Regions from separate parts of the Homo sapiens genome. Here region 1 is linked to region 2. The links are chromatin loops, found by intact Hi-C in ENCODE. Cell type or tissue: Caco-2. All regions are shown on one strand. Each heading gives the region's core, and the rest is flanking DNA. Links, peaks and the distances in the headings are about the cores only.

The links. Hi-C counts contacts between places; a loop is a spot of excess contacts. Peaks named below come from ENCODE experiments on the same cell type or tissue, not always from the same donor. Only the 100,000 strongest peaks of a DNase experiment are listed, where the experiment ranks them.
Region 1: a loop joins it to region 2, with 2.9 times the contacts of the local background. A loop is called at or near these places in 11 of 110 quality-filtered maps.

What each region holds. Positions count from the first base shown.
Region 1 is chr10:86,685,840-86,691,206 of GRCh38, forward strand. The region is part of intron 5 of LDB3 (LIM domain binding 3); the gene reads left to right. Among named protein-coding and RNA genes, the nearest start is that of LDB3, 20 kb to the left of the region's middle. RefSeq lists enhancers at 1-3,730, 1,317-1,854. In Caco-2, for the core only: a CTCF peak has its summit at 2,656 (motif pointing right); a DNase peak (open chromatin) is centred at 2,665.
Region 2 is chr10:86,397,023-86,402,389 of GRCh38, forward strand. It overlaps LOC124902473 (a long non-coding RNA gene), which reads right to left. Exons shown (of 2, transcript XR_007062221.1): 2 at 4,959-5,367. Among named protein-coding and RNA genes, the nearest start is that of GRID1, 33 kb to the left of the region's middle. RefSeq lists enhancers at 2,752-3,745, 2,809-2,858, 2,850-3,144, 2,949-2,998, 3,746-4,739 and silencers at 3,149-3,378, 3,389-3,438, 4,129-4,178, 4,249-4,298, 4,419-4,478. In Caco-2, for the core only: a CTCF peak has its summit at 2,943 (motif pointing right); DNase peaks (open chromatin) are centred at 3,019, 3,439 and 4,289; H3K4me3 peaks cover 1,876 bases.

The DNA of each region.
Region 1 (5,367 bases), core at 123-5,122, 290 kb after region 2:
CCTGGGTGAGCCTGCATGTGTGAAGCTGGAGTAGAAGCATTTGGGGGTGGGAGTGGGGGCTCCATCCGATGGTTCTAATTTCATTCCCAATTTCCTGCTGCAGCAGCTGCTTAAGATGTGCCTGGGGTTGGTGACGGTGGCGGGCGCAGGGGGAGGGGGACACAGGCTGTGCTGCTGCTGGGCCTGTGTGAGCCTGAAGACCTTTCTGTCCTGGCGACCCCTCAGAAGGGCTGCACTGGATCTTGTCTGCCCGGGGAGCGCACCTATCCATTGGAGGGAAGAGCCTCCTGTGGGTAGAGGATGGCCAGCTACTCAGCAAACTGGACTTGAGGGGGCCTGGGCAGCTGGAGCCCTGCTCTGAGGAAGAAGCACATTCCCTGAAGCGTCTGGAAGATCAGAGCCCTGGGCCACCAAGGGGGTGGCCTGCAGGAAGAGCCCCTTCACGGAGAAACCTTGCTCAGAATCCCTGCGGGTGCCAGTGGAGCCGCTTTTCACCTTTGGGGCATTCTGGACTCAGCTTGGGCTGCTGCTCCCGACCCCTACCCCCAGCCCCATGCCTGCGCTTCCCCTGCTGTGTGTAGTGGGAGATCTCTCTGTGCCTGGCAGCCCCTGCAGACCCTGGGAGGGAGCTCAGGCTGAGCCAGGCACTGCAGGGGAGCTGGGAAAGCCAAGATGGGCAAGGAAACCCTTCTATGGCCAGGAGTGGTGGCTCATGCCTGTAATCCCAACACTGTGAGATGCCAAGGCAGAAGGATCAGCTTGAGGTCAGGAGTTCAAGACCAACCTGGGCAACATCGTGAGACTCTGTCTTTACAGAAAAAAAAAAAATAGTGGCATATGCCTGTGGTCCTAGCTACCTCAGGAGGCTGAGGTGAGAGGATCACTTGAGCCCAAGAGGTTGAGACTGGAGTGAGTGGAGATCACACCACTGCACTCCACCATGGGCGACAAAGCGAGACCCTGTATCAAAAAAAAAAAAAAAGAAAGAAAAAAGAAAACCTTCTGCTGCACTGGGCTTTGGGGGAGGGTGCCAAGGATTTTCTTGAATACACCCAGACCACCCACCATCTGGAGACTTGTGTAGCCTATGGGGGTTCAGGGCCTCGGCTCTGGGAGATCTCTCTCGACACCCACCGCGCCCAGCCCTTGCCTTGGCCACCCATGTAACCGCCACCTGTTGCCCTTTTCTCCTCCCTCTCCCTGCCCGTACTCCCGCACCCCTCCCCCAGCGCCGACTACCAGGAACGCTTCAACCCCAGTGCCCTGAAGGACTCGGCCCTGTCCACCCACAAGCCCATCGAGGTGAAGGGGCTGGGCGGCAAGGCCACCATCATCCATGCGCAGTACAACACGCCCATCAGCATGTATTCCCAGGATGCCATCATGGATGCCATCGCTGGGCAGGCCCAAGCCCAAGGCAGTGACTTCAGTGGGTAAGCGCCTCCCTCCTCCACCGCCACTCAGTGCCTCCAGAGCCCGAGGGGTATGGGCCATTGGGCACCATCGGGACCAGCTTTCTTCCCTCACGTTGGACCTCCTGGAGGCATGGCCCTTGGAGGGGAGCCAGCCTTCACCAGGGCCTTCTGGAACGTGGGTATCCTCTCTTCAGACCCTCTCCATGGTCAGCTTTAGGAGAAGGGTGGAGAAATGCAGAAAATGGTGGCTCCTCAAAGTGCTTTTCACAGCCTCTGCATTTTCCCAGGCTCTATGAGGAGGCTGGAAGAAGAGACTTCTACAGTCCTCTTAACAAGGGGACCATTCTGGAGGCCCCCAGGCCTCTCACAGCGAAGCTGTCCTTTAAGGAGGGGGAAGTTACCAGGTTCTTCCAGCAATGAGAATTGATTCAAATACACTGGCTGGGTTTCTGGTTTGGGAAGGGGTCTGCGACCAACCATCCACACTACTGCTGGCAATCAGTCCCACAGATGGGAGCAATCCCCTTCTTTTTGCCCTAGGAAGCCCGGCCTCAAGGCAGTGGCATTTAAGACATCCTTGGTTCCTGGAATTCACCCATTAGCTATGGCTGGGGAATTTGAGGGTTGGTAAAGAAAGAGTTGGCTGAAAATCATTTGTGGATGAAAAATGCTAGCAATGCAAACATTCATGCAGACAGACCTCTCTCTGCGTGTCTCTGTGTCTCCCTCTCTCTGTATGTCTCTTTCTGTCTTCCTCCTTGTTGCTTTTTCTCTGTCTCTCCCTCCCCCGACCCTCGTGTGTGTGTGTGTGTGTGTGTGTGTGTGTGTGTATGTGTCTGTCTATCTGTTGTTTCTTTTTTACACACATACACATAATTCCTCACTGTTTTCTACTTGGGAATACCACTGTGTTGGCTGATTATCAGTCTCGGCAACATCTTATCCCTGGGTCAGGATCCCCTAGCAATTCAAGGCAAAAAGTCTTGAAATGACAGTGATGCTTTTTTCCAAAGCCAGAAAAACCGATGTAATAAGAGGGATGGAGGGATTAAAAAGTCCCAGAGAACCCAGTTGCACTTGGCCTTTCCAGACCCCAGCCCTTGTGGCCATGATATGCATGCAGGTTATAAAGGGCAGGCTCCCCAGCCCCAAGGGTGGAACAGTGTGGGCTCTCTGGGCTCTGCTGGAACTGAGGAGCCTGGGGCCCTTTTGGAGATGCAGTACTTCCTCTAGGCCACCAGGGAGCAGAGGTCGCCTGTCCTGGAGTTTCAAGTCAAACTCCCAAGGCTCAGGGCTGCTGCTCTTCGCCTAATTCTGGGCAAGGTTGATTGAATTCCATCATTCAAAGCAGAAAATATGACCATGCAAGTTTACAAACACAAGCATTAGCTCATGCGTACCCAGAAAAACAAGGCTGCCTAAGCCCAAGAGCTAACAGGGATTTCCTGTTAACATTTCTTTGTCACGTGTGTCCTTGGTGTGCTCTTAAAAGTAGTAGCAATGGCCAAAGGGAAGTTCAATGGAGAATAATGAAAGAAATGCTCTTCACTAACTTTCTGTTTTCTGCACGTTGGGAAGACTGCTATCATTTGGTCTCACCACTAGGGCACCCATCAGTTTTGGAATTGATGCACTGTTGATTAATCGAGACTTCACGAAGGACGTTTCCCATCTCCCTCCTGTCCCCTCCCATCCCCTCCCTATTCCTCCCCTGGTATGCCTGGAAAGGGTCCTCTTCTCCTCTTCCTTTTAACGCAGCCACGCTGAGCTGACCATGCTGTGGTGCCAGTGAGTAACCCTCTTGGCCATAACGTGCTCCCATTTCTGCTGTTAATTTCCGTGGTTCCTTCCTCAATGACCGTGTTTTTTCTCTTTTTCTTCCTCCTTCACCCACCCCATTCCCATAACTCGTTTCTGACCCTAACCCGGCTCTCTTGTGTGCGCTGCCCCTCTGCTATCCCATGATGGACGCGCACTCACGGCTGGGTTTTCCTCTGCTTGGCAGGGCGTCACCGCTGGCGTAAGTAGACCCTGCAGTGTCTGTCCAGTCATCCGTCTGTCTGGTTGTGGGATGGTGTGTGTGGGTTTGGTGGGATGTGTCTGAGGACCAGTGGTCAGCCCACGTGCTCTGTCCACGCTCCTCCTCACACCCACCTGTCAGCCAAACGACATCCCTTGCAGCCTTTACAGGCAAGTACTTGTCTCTTGGGGTTTGTCCAAATAATGTCACTGTGGTCACAGAAATCACAGAGTAGTGACACTCATGCTGCAGGCCCAGGCTGGGGGTGCATACCTGTGTTCTTCTTGCCGTGCTTTGGGGTAGCTCCCCCCGCCTTTCCTATCTGCACTGGAACAGTGTAGACCCAGACATTAGAATGCACACTGGGCCATTATTCAGGGCTAGAAGGTGACAAGGTAACCTCTTGGAGGCCACTCCCCAGAATCCTCATGGGAAGTGTATCTGCAGGAGCCAGTGCCTGCCATGACCACCCATGGGAGGGGAAAGATGAATCAGACTGGGGGCTGCACACAGTGAAGCAAATGCAGCGGTGACCTGATGTTGCGGTGACTGTGGAGTGTTTTCTGTGGCAAGAAGAACAAGCTGAAAGTGGGTCCAGAGAGTGGACTCAGGCCAAGGGCCAAGGACTGCAGGACCTGTTCCATCTTCCCTGCATATATTCTCCCTGAGCCTTGGTGTCATGAAAGGCACAGCAGTTTCCTTATCTGACTCCCAGTCTTGGTCACAGCAGCAACAAGAGTCCCTGGTCTTTGCACGGGGTTGTGGGAAATGAAGCCAGAAATGCTTTCTTGAACCCTTGGAGCCAAGAAAGGCACAGGGGAGCTCCTCCTGGGCACATTCCAGGGAAACAGCAGCAAACACCTTCCACCTGCTCTCTGGATTGCAAAGCTCTGTAGAGAGGCTCAAGGGCCTTGCATCCACACCTTCCCTCACCCACTGCACAGTTCACACTCCCTCCTTCCCTCCCCTCCCAGTGGGTCAGGAGCCAGGACCAGGGAGACCTGGTTGTGCCTTCCTGTTGCCCATCTCACCCAGACCTTAGGAACGCCTGGGACTCCTCCCTATGCCAGAAATGGCCTGTCCCAGCAACAGCAAGATCCCACCCTCTCCTTTGCTCCCTGGGCAGCTGCAGGCTCCTCCCTGGCCGGACCCTAGAAGCCTCTGCTGGTCTTTCCCAACCGATCCCAACCACAGGCTGCCAGTACCTATAGCTCTCTGGGCCAGGGCAGGGCCTTCAGCGAAGCCAGGGCAGCTCCACCCAACCTCGATCACCTTTCCCCACCTCTGCTCTTGTAGCCCACCCTGAGCCAGACACAGGGACCAGTCCTGGGACACAAGGTCAGTTCCCTGTCACACTCCTTGCAGGGAGGGTATAAGACATGGACAATGGGGAGTTTCCTCTCCCAGCCAGCCAGCCCTCTGGGGAAAAGGGAGAGGCAGGCAGAAGAGTACTGGACAGGGCATCTTTCCAGGCATAGGTCCAGGGCCTCCCACTGGGCAGAAGTAGCCTTCCTGAGCCCTATGACTGCAGGGAGCCTAATGGAAAGGACACAGGGCTAGCAGCCAGGAAACCTAGGTTCTCACCCAATGGGGCCCTTATCTGCTGTAACCTGGAGCTAGTTGGCTGGCCTCTCTGGACCTCAGCTTCAGCATCTGTACGAGGAGAGGGCTGGGCCAGCAGTCTGTTACTGTTGTGGGCTTCACCTGAGCCCTCCCAGGCCTCTGAGAAGGTGGGCTGGGCGGCTTGGTCCTCTGGTCCCCCGGCCAGGGTGAGTGGGCTGTAAGGCTTTTGACCATGGCCTGCACTGCAGTCTGATTCAGGCTGGGAGGCACTGGACCCGAGGGGCTCTAGGGTCCCTTCTGGCTCTGATGTAGGATTTGTTTGTTCAGCCAAGAGTTTTGTGCACCTATCATGTGCCAGACCCTGGGAGC
Region 2 (5,367 bases), core at 295-5,294:
AAACAAAGTGTCCTTTTTAAAATACATTAAATTTAATCTGAAAAATGGCAGTGGTGGTGAAAACATAACTTTGTGCTTTCTGAATCCCCACATAATTATAGTCAGAGCAACAAGACATTAAAACCAAAACCCGTGGACAACATTGCAACAAAACTAAGTGATAGGTTATCCTGTCACCACAAAATGCAAGTGGGTGGACAACAACCATGACACCTGCACAGCATCAGCATGCGCTGGGGGAAAGCCGAGGGAAGCAACAGGTTACCTGGGCACCTGAGGGCCCTGTTCATCCACAGTGCAGGGGCCGGGTGAGAACCAGCAGTTTGTCTCACTCCAGATCTTACCAGATCTGCGGTAAGATCTGAAGGTCTGTGAATTCTCTCACTGATCTGCGAGGGCTCCCTTCCGGACTGCACCCCACAATGGACAGCAACTGCTGGAAATTGAATCAAAATTAAGCAGGGGCCAGGCATGGTGGCTCATGCCTGTAATCCCAGCAATTTGGGAGGCCAAGGGGGGAGGATTGCTTGAGGCCAGGATTTTGAGACCACTCTTGGCCACATAGTGAGACCCAGTCTCTTTAAACTCGCCCGCAGAGTTCTTTTTTCTTTTTTTTAACAGGATGAGAAAAATAGGAGCTTCAACTCATCTCCAACCAGGGTGAGGCAGGTGAGCAAAGAAAGGTCCTGGCTTGCAGCAAAGAATTTCAGAGCATACTAAACAGTTAAGGGATGCAGAAAATGAGATTTTAATGCAATAATTTTTTAAACAAAATTCAATGCCAAAAAATCCAGGATGAACAAAATATCAACCTTTTAAATAAAGATAGGATATTAATAGTCTTGTACTGAACCATACTGGAGCCTGAGGCCAAAGGAATAATCAGTGATGCTGATCCTGTCTTTATTATAGTGAAACAGTAACACGGTCCATAGCCCTTCTTGAGGATCTACTAAAGCACCAGTCGCAGAGACCAAAATAACTAGAGAAACATCACATTAATGATTGGTGATGATTAACAAATGTATAGTTATTTGTGGAGTGAAGACTAAATGAGGGTTTAAAAAGAGAGATTATGCTATCTAATGGCTTTACCATCTGAGAATGTAGAGTACAAACAAAAATAGGGGGTAGGCTGGGTACAGTGGCTCACGCCTGTAATCCCAGCACTTTGGGAGGCCAAGGAGGGCAGAACACCTGAGTTCAGGGGTTTGAGACCAGCCTAGCCAACATGGTGAAACCCTGTCTCTACTAAAAATACAAAAATTAGCCAGGCATGGTGGCATGTGCCTGTAATCCCAGCTACTCGGGAGACTGAGGCAGGAGAATCGCTTGAACCCAGGAGGCAGAGGTTGCAGTGAGCCAAGATTGTGCCACTGCACTCCAGCCTGGGCAACAGAGCAAGACTCTGTCTCAAAAAAAAAAAAAAAAAAATGGGGGGGATAAAAATAACATATGCAGAAAGAAAAAGTTTTAGGTGTTTTCAGAAATTATAGCTAGTTATGGTATTGATATTGTTATTCTGAACCTGTAAGTATATAAATTGAAATAAAACAAATGACTAATTGGATTCTAATTCAGTTATTCCTGGTGTCCTTAAGAACCAGGATTCCCAGTGTGGAAGAAAAGAAATACAGGTGTAATCAAGAAGTCCTCCACTTAACGTAGTTACATCAGTATAAATTCCCAGTGTATTTTATCATATATGTAATTTACAGCTCCTCCATTGAAAAGACCTAGAAACAAAGATCAACCAAGAAGTGAAGAGGATTCCTAGCACCCCAAACTGGTAAGATGTCTTGTCATTCCAGATAACAAGGAAGTGTTCAAAGGCTACTAGGGTCACATCTAAAGGACCCAAGGATTAACCTGAAGGGCTCCAGCTGCCCAAAGAGGGGACAATTTGTATGTTACTACTGACAGTAACTGCAACGTATTGAAATCCATCTAGCACATTTAAATCCTTGGCATCGTGATGGTATATTTTTTTAACTCTTCATTTTGGGAGGATGACAGGGTAGCAATTCGTCATCTTGAAAACGGATAAATAAATGCAAAGAAACAAGCATTTACCCGCCTTTCCTCTGTGAACGGTTCCACTGGGTAACCAAATAGCAGATGAGGAGAAGAGTCTCTTTATAAAATCAACCCAGATGATAAATGAAAAATAAATTATATAATTAGTATATCACCATTTTCATCCCCCAGTGAATTAATGAATGTAAGCATTGGACATCGTCTCTCCTCAGATCTCAAAAAATAGAGACAACCAGACATTATGTGCCTCCTGACAAAACAGCACTCCACCACCTGGAGTCTCACCAAAAATCTTGAACCTGAGTCTGATCAAGCCTTTGGATCCAGCTGTCAATTTGCAGGAAATGCAGAAAACAGGGAGATGTGTTGAACTGCACCAGGAGAATGCAATCAGTGAAATCCAGACTAGAAATCTCTTCAGATTCTTCCAAGGATACATTGCAAGGAAAAGAAAGTGATGGAGAAAGAAACTACAAATTAAAGAGACTTAAAATATATTAACAAAATGAGCAAGTCTAATTTATAGCCTCTAGAGAGGCGAACTTGGGTGACAACAATTTTTTAAAAACTCGGGTAAGTAATTACTATGAAAGGCAGGAGAGTGGCTACTTTGGGAAGGAGGGAGTCGAGTGAAATCGGGAAGGAGCACGGGTAAGGTATTCTGGGGGAAAGTACTGTTTCTTGGCTTGGGTAGTGGTTACAAAGGTGTTCATTTGATAATAATTCACAAATCTTCACATTTGTGTGGCTTTCTGTGTATTGGCGATTGAATTCAAACTCAGAACTGCTAAGGCCAGCGCCCAAGGCAGCCGACCGCAGAGGCGGGTGGGCAGAGTGGATGAAAAGCAGGCGCTCGGGCCTCCAGGCCTGGCGGGGACAGGAATGTGTTCCGGGCCCCTTGCAGGAGACGCACTGCAGGGGGCGCTGCGGGCACACTGAGACCTCGGAGAGGATCACAGCTCCTGGACCTAGCCCGCGACGCGCCCAGAAGCCTCTATCGCATTCAACTCAGAGCACGACCGCTCGGGAGGAGCGGGCCCATCCAGCCCAGGGGAGGGACCAGGCCGACTTCCGCGCAATGAGCCCTAGGCGGCCGCGCAGCGGTGCAGTGGGCGCGGAGCTGGCAATCAGCGACGACCCGCGGCTGCGGCCCTGCGGGAGCTGCACCATGCGGTCCGGGGCGAGTCGGCTGACACGCGCGCTCACGGCGAGTGGAGCCGGGAATCCAGACCCCAGACGCACGGCCGAGGACCGGCAGAACCCGCTGGATTGGCAGCTCAGGAGCGGGAGGGCGGAGGCGGCGGGCGGGGCCGCTGGAGGCCTGCAATCCCAGCGCATCCCGGGGAAGACCGCCCGCCGGTGTCCGTGTGGCCCCGCGCTCCTGGGGTGGGGCCCGCCTCGTCACCCCGCCCCGTCTGTCTCCTGGTCTCGGCTCGCCGCCGCCTCCGATGAACCTTCTCGGCCTTCCGCCGAGCTCGCCTGAGCGCGCTCCTAACCTGGCTCTGGGCTCCGCCGCTGGTCGCACGGGGATTGTGTCGGCCTCGCCCCCTCCCGCTCCTCCCACACCCTCACCTTCCAGGCGGGGAGGAAGGGCTGCAGCCCCACGGCCGCCGGAACGCCCTCCCGACCCAGGGAGAATCAAGGCCAGGGCTCTCCACCGCCCCTTCCATATCCGGGTCCCCGAGGCGGGCTAGGGTCTGTGGTTTGGGGACAGAAGAGGTCGCGATTGGAGCTGGTGGGCTCCCCTAGGGGAGAGCAGGGAGTTGGAGACGCAGCTCGGCCGAGCTTTCCTTCGCCCACCCACTTTTCGGGTTGGAAGACTGAGGCAGCGGGCATGACTGGGGCCCCGCAGTGCCGGCGCCTCTGGAGGCAGAGAGAGCGCCTGGAAGGCGGCGCCGACGCCGCGGTGCGTCACTCGCCCACCTACTTACCAAAGCAGGTGACACTCGCAAACCCTGGCCCCGCGCCGCCCGCCCCAGGGTGCGGGGGAGAATAAAAAGGGCAGAAGACAGGAGTGGGGCCTAAGGGCGCGCGTGTCCCCCCGACCCCTAGCCTCCTCTCCAGGTGAGCGGCGCGCCCCACCCGGGCCTCCGAGGCCACCGCTGGGTAAAGGGAGCGAAGCCGAGGGGGGCGCCCGTGCTGGCTGGGGTCCGAGACCCGGTTTCCTCCGTGACCCAGCAAGTGTCGAGACGCGCCCAGGGACAGGAGCTGGACTTGGAGTCCACTAGGGGCAATCTCCCGCCCTTCCCGCTGCTCCGTGCCAGGCCCGAGCTTGTCTCGAGCCAGAAGGGCCAGCCTCGGAGGAGGTTACAGCGTCCGGGCGGCCGGACGGGAGCTGACAGCACACCCGTGGCCCTGAGCGGCGACGCGCCCTAGAAAGCCCGTGGGCCCGACCCCGCGGGGGGCCCTCCCCACCCCGCCCGGACGTCCTCCTCACGCCGATCCTTTCCCTCTTTCTTCCCCTTGGACCTCTGTCCTCAACTTTCTTCTGTCCCTTTCCTCGAAGGACACCTCTCCCAGGACTGGGGCCGCGCTCCAGGGCTCCCCCTCCCCCGCCACCCGCGCAGCCCGGCATATGCCTCGACCCAGCACCCGGGCCTCAGAGGAGCTGGGGTGAGGCCTGGGACGTGACAGACTAGGTCCCTGCCCTCTGGGGCTTCCATTCCGTGGGGGAGCAGCAGAAACTGGCGCGTCTACCTTTGCCAGTAGCTAGGAGTGCCATGAGAACAAGGGAAGGGGTGGGAGGGCGTCGCCTACGGAGACGAAGGAAGGCCTCCCGCGCTCATCCGCCTCCGCCTTCGGAGCACTGTGCTTGGTGTCATAACTTTTTACTGAAAAAAAAATTTCAAAGAGAAAATATTCTAAAATAAACAGCAATAAATCAGATGAAGGGGGTCAGCAATACATAAAACGTGGTACAATTTATGGTAGAAAGAGGTAAAATTTTATTTCTATTATCCAATGCCAAAGGACACCCCAAATGGTTCTGAGGATACCTTGGGCAGGTGCCAGATTTGGGGAGGCGAGGGGGAGGGAATCAATGGGACTCCAGTTCAATGACTTCGGTTCTTTACTTAAAAAAAAAAAAGTACTTGATGCGTTGTTGGTGAAACTGAATATATACAAATATATAGATATCTGGTAAGGAGAGCTGAAGACACAAGGAAAAGGCGTTGTCCTGGAGGGGATCCCTGAGAAATGGGGGCGCCTGCCCTGCCCAGAACCCTTTTAAGGAAAGCATATGGGCAAAGCTTCCACAGACTGGGAGGAACAGCAATCAGCAGAGAGCTCAGGTGCTGGCAGGGGCTTCTAAAGAAAGGAGGGAGGGCG